Linked DNA regions of Homo sapiens: region 2 is linked to region 1. Evidence: read pairs that join two places in POLR2A ChIA-PET (ENCODE). Cell type or tissue: PC-9. All regions are shown on one strand.

Region 1 (4,000 bases):
CAGCCCCCAGCCCCGTTGCCTCTGAACCTGTGAGCATCTGGGCCACACCGTGTGCGTGTGCGCCACCTGGCTGTTTTTCTCCCGAGGGCCTTACCTTCTGAGAAATCCCTTTCCAGTCCCTGGGGCACACCCAGGAGGAGACAGGGTTGTTTCTCCAGTTGTTTCAGGACTTTTAGTCCATTTTGGGAGTGGGGTATGTGTTCTGTGTGTGTGTGTATTTGTATCTGTGCAAAAGGGGGTATCTGTGCCTAAATATCTGTTTATATCTGGTATGTCAGGGTAACTGCATGTGTCTGCGTGATACGCAGGTATCTAGATGTATGCATGCGTGAATGTGTGTCTATGTACATTTGTATGTTTGGACATGTACACCTTTGTGTAAGTTTAAATGAGTGTGCATGTGTGTTCCTTCTTCCCTCTTTGGAAAACACCTGAGGACTAGAAAAAGCATGTTGAGTGTATTCTCATCACAGCTCTACCACTTTCTAACTTGCTGTGTGACCTTGGGCAAGTTACTTCACTTACCTGAACCTTATTTTCCTCATCTGTATTCTGGGACTTGAAACCCTGTCTCAGTGGATAGTTGAGAGGATTCCAGGCTGTGAGCAGAGCCTTTCATTAACTCTCACTCGCCAGAGAGAGAGGAGCGGGGATATTGGTACGACCTGGGGTTGAGTTTTGACCCTGCGCTCTGGTTCTGACCTTGCCTTTATCCTTTGTCCAACCTCTAGGGTTCGGGTTTGTCACGTTTGAGAGTGAGGACATCGTGGAGAAAGTGTGTGAAATTCATTTTCATGAAATCAACAACAAAATGGTGAGTTGGGTCCGGGCGCAGTGGCTCACGCCTGTAAGCCAAGCACTTTGGGGAGGTTGAGGTGGGCAGATTACATGAGGTCAGGAGTTTGAGACCAGATTGGCCAACACAGTGAAACCCTGTCTCTACTAAAAATACAAAAATTAGCCAGGCATGGTGGTGCGTGCCTGTAATCCCAGCTACTTGGGAGGCTGAGGCAGGAGAATCGCTTGAACCCGGGAGGTGGAGGTTGCAGTGAGCTGAGATTGTGCCACTGCACTTCAGCCTGGGCAACAGAGTGAGTGAGACTCCGTCTCAAACAAAACAAAACAAAAACAAAAACATGGTGAGTTGGGATTGGATGGAGCGCAGGCACAGAGAAGACTGGGGCTCCTTGTGGGGCCTGCCAGGGAAGCTATGAGGTTCTAAAGGCAGGCAGAGGGGCTTCGAGTGAGTGGAGGCAGAGCCAGTTCTTCCAACCCCTAAAAACCTAGACAGGGAGGCAGTGTCACACGGTAGTTAATCAGGCAGATGACCTCCCTTCTCTGAGCCTCAGTTTCCACATCTGTCAAATGGGACTGGAAAAGCTCCTCCATCATAGTATTGGTAGTATTGGTGTAAGCATTCATTGAACGATTGCATGCAAAGCCGTTTACACACTCCCCAGCACATAGTGAGTGCTCCATCAGTGGTAACCATGAAATAGTTTTCAGCTGGACAGTGAAATTAATAAAATTAATAAAGGGGCTTTCCAGGGAACAAGAGGGCTAATGACTCTAGCTCTGTGGGAAAGACTAACCGCCAGGTCTCATTGCAGGTGGAATGTAAGAAAGCTCAGCCAAAGGAGGTGATGTCGCCAACGGGCTCAGCCCGGGGGAGGTCTCGAGTCATGCCCTACGGAATGGACGCCTTCATGCTGGGCATCGGCATGCTGGGTATGCGCGAGCCTGCGCCTGCGGCTTCTTTCTGCCAGAACTGCTCCCAGGACTAGCAGGGGCTGTGTGGGTGTTGCACCTCCCCTGTGGTCTGCCCTCCTCCTGTCTGAGTCATTGAGCAGGAGTGGGGACAAGGGATCTGTCGGGTCTGGCAGTCCTACCCAAGGTGGGGTGGTTTGGTTGGGGGGTGCTGCCCTCTGGTGGTAGCCAGCAGAAAGGTCCAACCATATTCATTGGTCCTGTCAATCTGTCCATTCTCTCGTCCATCCATCCCTCCATCTGTCCATTCCTCTATCCATTCATCCATCCAGTACACAGTTATTGAGCAACTCTATATGCCAGACATTATGCCAGGAACTGCAACAATGACTTTCTTTACAATCTGGCAGGGAAAACAAGTAAGAAGATAAAATAGATTTCAGATGCAGAAGTGTAGGGTGCCGAGGGAGTGTGGTCACAGGGAACTTGACCGTGACTTGGAGAAGTGGGAAAAGAAGTTACATTTAAGTTGAGTCTGCGGGTGGAGTAGGAGCCAGTGATGGGGAGGCTGGAGAGACGGGAAGGGGAAAAGTGTTCCAGGCGGAGGGAACAGCATTTGCAAAGGCCAAAGGCCTTTGGAGGGGGCAAAAGGAAGGCTGCCTGGTCTTATTCATTCAGGTAATATTTATTGAGCAACTTCTGAGAAGGAGAGCCTGCTCTCATGGGGCTCTCCTTCAAGTTGGAGACAGGAGTAAATGGGCACTGCCACTACAGAGTGACTGGAGGCTGTGGGAGGCCCCTAAACCCACCTGGAGGTTGAGGAGACTTCCTGGAAGAGGTGAAGGCTGCCATGAGCCTTGAAAGCTGAGCAGGAGTCAGCTGTGCTTTGGGTCCAAGACTGAGGGTGGTAAATCTGAGTTTGGCCCCCCAGGAAGCTCATAGGCTCCCTGGGGAGATGAGATGTGTACACACAGAAAGAGAACAGTACAAGGGGGTCTTTATGCCAGGCATGGGGGAGTGGCACACAGAGAGGTACTCTGGGAATTCAGAGGAGGGGGCACGGCATGGGCTAGAGGGTCAGAAGTCGGGGAGGCGAGCAGCCTCCAAATAGGGCACAGTCTTCCTTGAAGCTTTTCTTTTTTCTTTAACATGTTATTTGGAAGTAATCCCAAACTCAGAGGAGCTGCAAAAATAAAACAGTACAAAGAACATCCATATACCCTGTTATCAGATTCACCTGTTCTTAACATTTTGCCCCCATTTTGGTTGATCAGTTTTACTCTATGTGTATATATGTGTGTGTATGTGTGTTTGCAAATATGTATGTACACATGTATAGACACACAGACTTGTGATTTTTCACTGAATCATTTGAGGGCTAGTTACATGCATCGTGGCCCTTTACCCTTTGATGCTTCCTAAGATTAGGGATATTCTTTCATGTAACCACAGTTTAGTTATCAACTTCCTAAGTTTATAATTGATACAATATTTTTTTCTTTCTTTTTTTTTTTTTTTTTGAGACGGAGTCTCACTCTTTCGCAGGCCGGACTGCAGTGGCGGGATCTTGGCTCACTGGAAGCTCCGCCTCCTGGGTTCACGCCATTCTCCTGCCTCAGTCTCCCGAGTAGCTGGGACTACAGGCGCCCGCCACCGTGCCCAGCTAATTTTTTGTATTTTTAGTAGAGACGGGGTTTCACTGTGTTAGCCAGGATGGTCTTGATCTCCTGACCTCGTGATCTGCCCGCCTCAGCCTCCCAAAGTGCTGGGATTACAGGCGTGAGCCACCGCGCCCGGCCTTGATACAATATTTTTATCTAATCTACTTTCTATTTTCCAATTTTATCAATTGACCCAATAATGCTCTTTTTTTTTTTTTTTTTTTTTTTTTTGGTAGAGACGGGGTCTCACTATGTTGCCCAGCTGGTCTCGAACTCCTGGCCTCAAGCAATCTTCTCACCTCAGGTTCCCAAAGTGTTGTGGTGGTAGGCATGAGCCACCATGGCCAGCCAGACCCAGTAATGCTCTTTATAGAATATTTTTGTCCTTCAGAATAAGATCCAGGCTAGAATCAGGTATTGTAGTTAGTTGTCTTGTCTCTTTCACTTTGTTTTATTTAGAACATTGAGAAAGTTTTATTCTAAGGTGATTCATGAGCTGTTTTCACCCTTCATTTAAGAGGTGGAAAAAGAAGTTAGGCACCTTGGCTCACGCCTGTAATCCCAGCACTTTGGGAGGCTGAGGCGGGTGGATCACCTGAGGTTGGGAGTTCGAGACCAGCCTGACCAACATG
Region 2 (4,000 bases), 160 kb before region 1:
TCGAGACCAGCCTGACCAATATGGAGAAACCCTGTCTCTACTAAAAATACAAAATTAGCTGGGTGTGGTGACACATGCCTGTAATCCCAGCTATTTGAAGGCTGAGGCAGGAGAATTGCTTGAACCTGGAAGGTGGAGGTTGTGGTGAACCAAGATGGTGCCATTGCACTCCAGCCTAGGCAACAAGAGAGAAACTCCGTCCTGGCAACTGCACCCTGTTGGCCCAGTTTTTGTTGTTGTTGTTGTTGTTGTTGTTGTTGTTGTTGTTTCTGAGACAGAGTCTTGCCCTGTTGCCCAGGATGGAGTACAGTGGAGCGATCTCGGGTCACTACAACCTCTGCCTCCCGGGTTCAAGCAATTCTTGTGCCTCAGCCTCCCGAGTAGCTGGGATTACAGCTGCGCAGCACCATACCCGGCTAATTTTTTTGTATTTTTAGTAGAGACGGGGTTTCACTATGTTGGCCAGGCTGGTCTCGAACTCCTGGTCTCATGTGATCTGTCCACCCATTCCTCCCAAAGTGTTGGGATTATAGGTGTGAGCCACTGCGCCCAGCCCAGCTTTTCAGAGCCGCTATTCTGCCCTCTTCCATGCTGGCCAGGGACCACAGATGGCCACTGTGAGGGGCAGTGGTATATAACAAAGAACGTCCCTCAGGTCAACATCAGCATTTCTCTCCTTCTCCTCCCCCACCATGAGTGTCTATGGTTATTTTAGCTCAAATCTTCCTCCTCTTCCTCCTCCCACCCCCAGAAGGAGCTGCCTAGACGAGCTGCAGCCCACTTGGCCCCCAAGCTGAAGGGCTCCTTTGTTAACCATCAATACTGGTCAGAAGGCGGACAGTCGCTAGTGTTTTTAGACAAAGGCACTATGTTTCCTTACTCCTACTGACAAACATGTTTCCCTTCTCTCTGGTACTCAGCCATAAAGAACGGAAAACAAAGATATTGAAATGATAAGCAGTGTTCCATTTCTGGAATCATCTCTTCCATTGCATAGCCTGCCCGTCGAGCTCTCCTAAGCACCAAGACAAATGCATCTGTGTAGGAATTATTAAGTGCCCCATAGTACAGATTTATCTTTCCTCCTTGTTTTATCAATCTCCAATAATCATACCTTTGCAAAAACATCATGAAAAGTAGAAACTAAGTAGGAGGACCCTAGAAATTATTTAATAAATATAAAAGTTAATGTGTGGTCGGGCGCAGTAGCTTATACCTGTAATCCCAGCACTTTGGGAGGCTGAGGCAGGCAGATCACCTGAGGTCAAAAGTTTGAGACCAGCCTGGTCAACATGGTGAAACCCTGTCTCTACTAAAAATACAAAAATTAGCCAGGCGTGGTGGTGCGCGCCTGTAATCCCAGCTACTCAGGAGGCTGAGGCACGAGAATCTCTTGAACCCAGGAGGTGGACGTCGCACCACTACACTACAGACTGGGTGACAGAGCAAGGCTCTGTCTCAAAAAAAAAAAAAAAGTTAATGTGTAACTTAACTACTTTTTTTTTTTTTTTTGAGACGGAGTCTCGCTCTGTCGCCCAGGCTGGAGTGCAGTGGCGCAATCTCGGCTCACTGCAAGCTCCGCCTCCCGGGTTCACGCCATTCTCTTGCCTCAGCCTCCGCAGCAGCTGGGACTACAGGCACATGCCGCCACGCCCGGCTAATTTTTGTATTTTTAGTAGAGATGGGGTTTCTCTGTGTTAGCCAGGATGGTCTCGATCTCCTGACCTTGTGATCCGCCCGCCTCGGCCTCCCAAAGTGCTGGGATTACAGGTGTGAGCCACTGCACCTGGCCCTTAACTACTTTTTTTTTTAATGTATAGCATGGTTATGTGTTTTATTTATATTTTTTATGTAGCACTTTCCTTCCCAAATGGAAGATCTTAGGGGCAGGAGCTTTAAAATATATACATATTTGGCTGGGTGCTGTGGCTCACACCTGTAATCCCAGCACTTTGGGAGGCCGAGGCAGGTGGATCACCTCAGGTCAGGAGTTCGAGAATAGCCTGGCCAACATGGCGAAACCCTGTCTCTACTAAAAATACAAAAAAAAAAATCAGGCAGGTGAGTAGCTAGGATTATAGGTGTATGCCACCATGCCTGGCTAATTTTTGTATTTTTATTAGAGATAGGGTTTTGCCATGTTGGCCAGGCTACTCTCAAACTCTTGGCCTCAAGTGGTCTGCCCTCTTCAGCCTCCCAAAGTGCTGGGATTGCAGGTGTGGGCTATCGCACCTGGCCTGGAAAAGTATTAAGAAGAAAGTAAATGTTAACCATAATTCCAACATTCAGAGTTGCCCCTCAATATGGTAATGTTTCCTTCCTTTTTCCTAATTATTCCCTTTTTATAAAGTTGAGAACATCCTATATATACAATTTATTTATTTATTTGTTTGTTTATTTATGTATTTATTTTTGAGACAGAGTCCTGCTTTGTCACCCAGGCTGGAGTGCAGTGGTACGATCTCAGCTCACTGCAACCTCCGCCTCCCGGTTCAAGCGATTCCCCTGCCTCAGCCTCCCAAGTAGCTGGGATTACAGGCACCCTCCACCAAGCCCAGCTAATTTTTATATTTTTAGTAGAGAGGGGGTTTCACCATCTTGGCCAGGCTGGTCTCGAACTCTTGACCTCGTGATCCACCTGCCTCAGCCTTCCAAAGTGCTGGGGTTACAGGCATGAGCCACCGCGCCCGTCCTACAATTTAGTAATCCTGCTTTAATTTACTATGGTATCAAAAGATTTCTCCAAGTCATTAGAAATTCCTTGAAATCATTATTTTTATTTTATTTTATTTTATTTTATTTTTGAGACGGAGTCTCGTTCTGTCACCCAGGCTGGAGTGCGGTGGCATGATCTCGGCTCACTGCAAGCTCCACCTCCCAGGTTCACACCATTCTCCTGCCTCAGCCTCCTGATTAGCTGGAACTACAGGCACCCACCACCACGTCTGGCTAATTTTTGTATTTTTAGTAGAGATGGGGTTTCACCGTGTTAGCCCGGATGGTCTTGAACTCCTGACCTCATGATCTGCCCGCCTCGGCCTCCCAAAGTGCTGGGATTACAGGCGTGAGCCACCACACCCGGCCAAAATCATTATTTTTTATGCTATTCTTCCATATGGATGTTTCATGATTCATATAACCAATAACCAATTGAGAATTCTTTTTTTCCCCAATGTTTTGCATGTAGCACAACTTTGTGACATTCTTATTTGTAATTTTTGCATGGATTCATTCGTTTACTGACTGTATAACCTTAGTCAAGTGTTTAAACTCTAATAACTACTTCGTACTAGGAGGTGATATGCCATAGCTGTTGAAAACATAGGCTCTGGGTTCCAGTCCATCTGTGTGACCTTGGGCAAGCAACCTTTCTCTTTTTGCTTTTTATTTTTTCGAGATATGGTCTTGCTGTGTTACCCAGGCTGGTCTTGAACTCCTGGGCTCAAGCTCTCCTCCCACCTCAGCCTCCTGAGTCTCTGGGATTACAGGTGCATGCCACCGTGCTCAGCTCAGACTTTAAACCTTTCTGATGTTCACTTTGCTGACCTGAAACATGAGGATAATGGTAGTAACTCTCTCACAGAGTTGGTATGAGGATATACTAAGATAATCTATCTAAAGATGTACATAAAATAACACAGACCCTGCCACTTGATAAGGGCCCTCTAAGCAGTAGCTGTGATGATGATGTCAATGTCCTTTCCCTAAAAATCAAATCACTGGGTCAAAAGGCATACTTTCTTTTTTTTTTTTTTTTGAGACAGAGTCTCGCTCTGTCACCCAGGCTGGAGTGCAGTGGCGCGATCTCAGCTCACTGCAACCTCCACCTCCCGAATTCAAGCAATTCTCCTGCCTCAGCCTCCCCAGTAGCTGGGACTACAGGTGCATGCCACCACGCCCGGCTAATTTTTTGTATTTTTAGTAGAGACGGGGTTTCACCATGTTTCGATCTCCTGACCTCGTGATCTGCCTCCCTCAGCTTCCCAAAATGCTGGGATTT

Evidence for each region. Peaks named below come from ENCODE experiments on the same cell type or tissue, not always from the same donor. Only the 100,000 strongest peaks of a DNase experiment are listed, where the experiment ranks them.
Region 2: POLR2A ChIA-PET joins it to region 1 with 9 read pairs; 7 of 35 experiments call an interaction of 5 or more read pairs at or near these places.

The regions. Positions count from the first base shown.
Region 1 is chr12:120,354,630-120,358,629 of GRCh38, reverse strand. It overlaps MSI1 (musashi RNA binding protein 1), which reads left to right. Exons shown (of 15, transcript NM_002442.4): 8 at 732-814; 9 at 1,611-1,728. Among named protein-coding and RNA genes, the nearest start is that of MSI1, 13 kb to the left of the region's middle. RefSeq lists enhancers at 1-258, 1,695-2,195. In PC-9, CTCF peaks have their summits at 1,736 and 1,943 (motif pointing left); a DNase peak (open chromatin) is centred at 1,719; H3K4me3 peaks cover 491 bases; H3K27ac peaks cover 281 bases.
Region 2 is chr12:120,511,014-120,515,013 of GRCh38, reverse strand. The region is part of intron 3 of COQ5 (coenzyme Q5, methyltransferase); the gene reads left to right. Among named protein-coding and RNA genes, the nearest start is that of COQ5, 16 kb to the left of the region's middle. In PC-9, no CTCF peak of the experiment used is centred here; no DNase peak of the experiment used is centred here.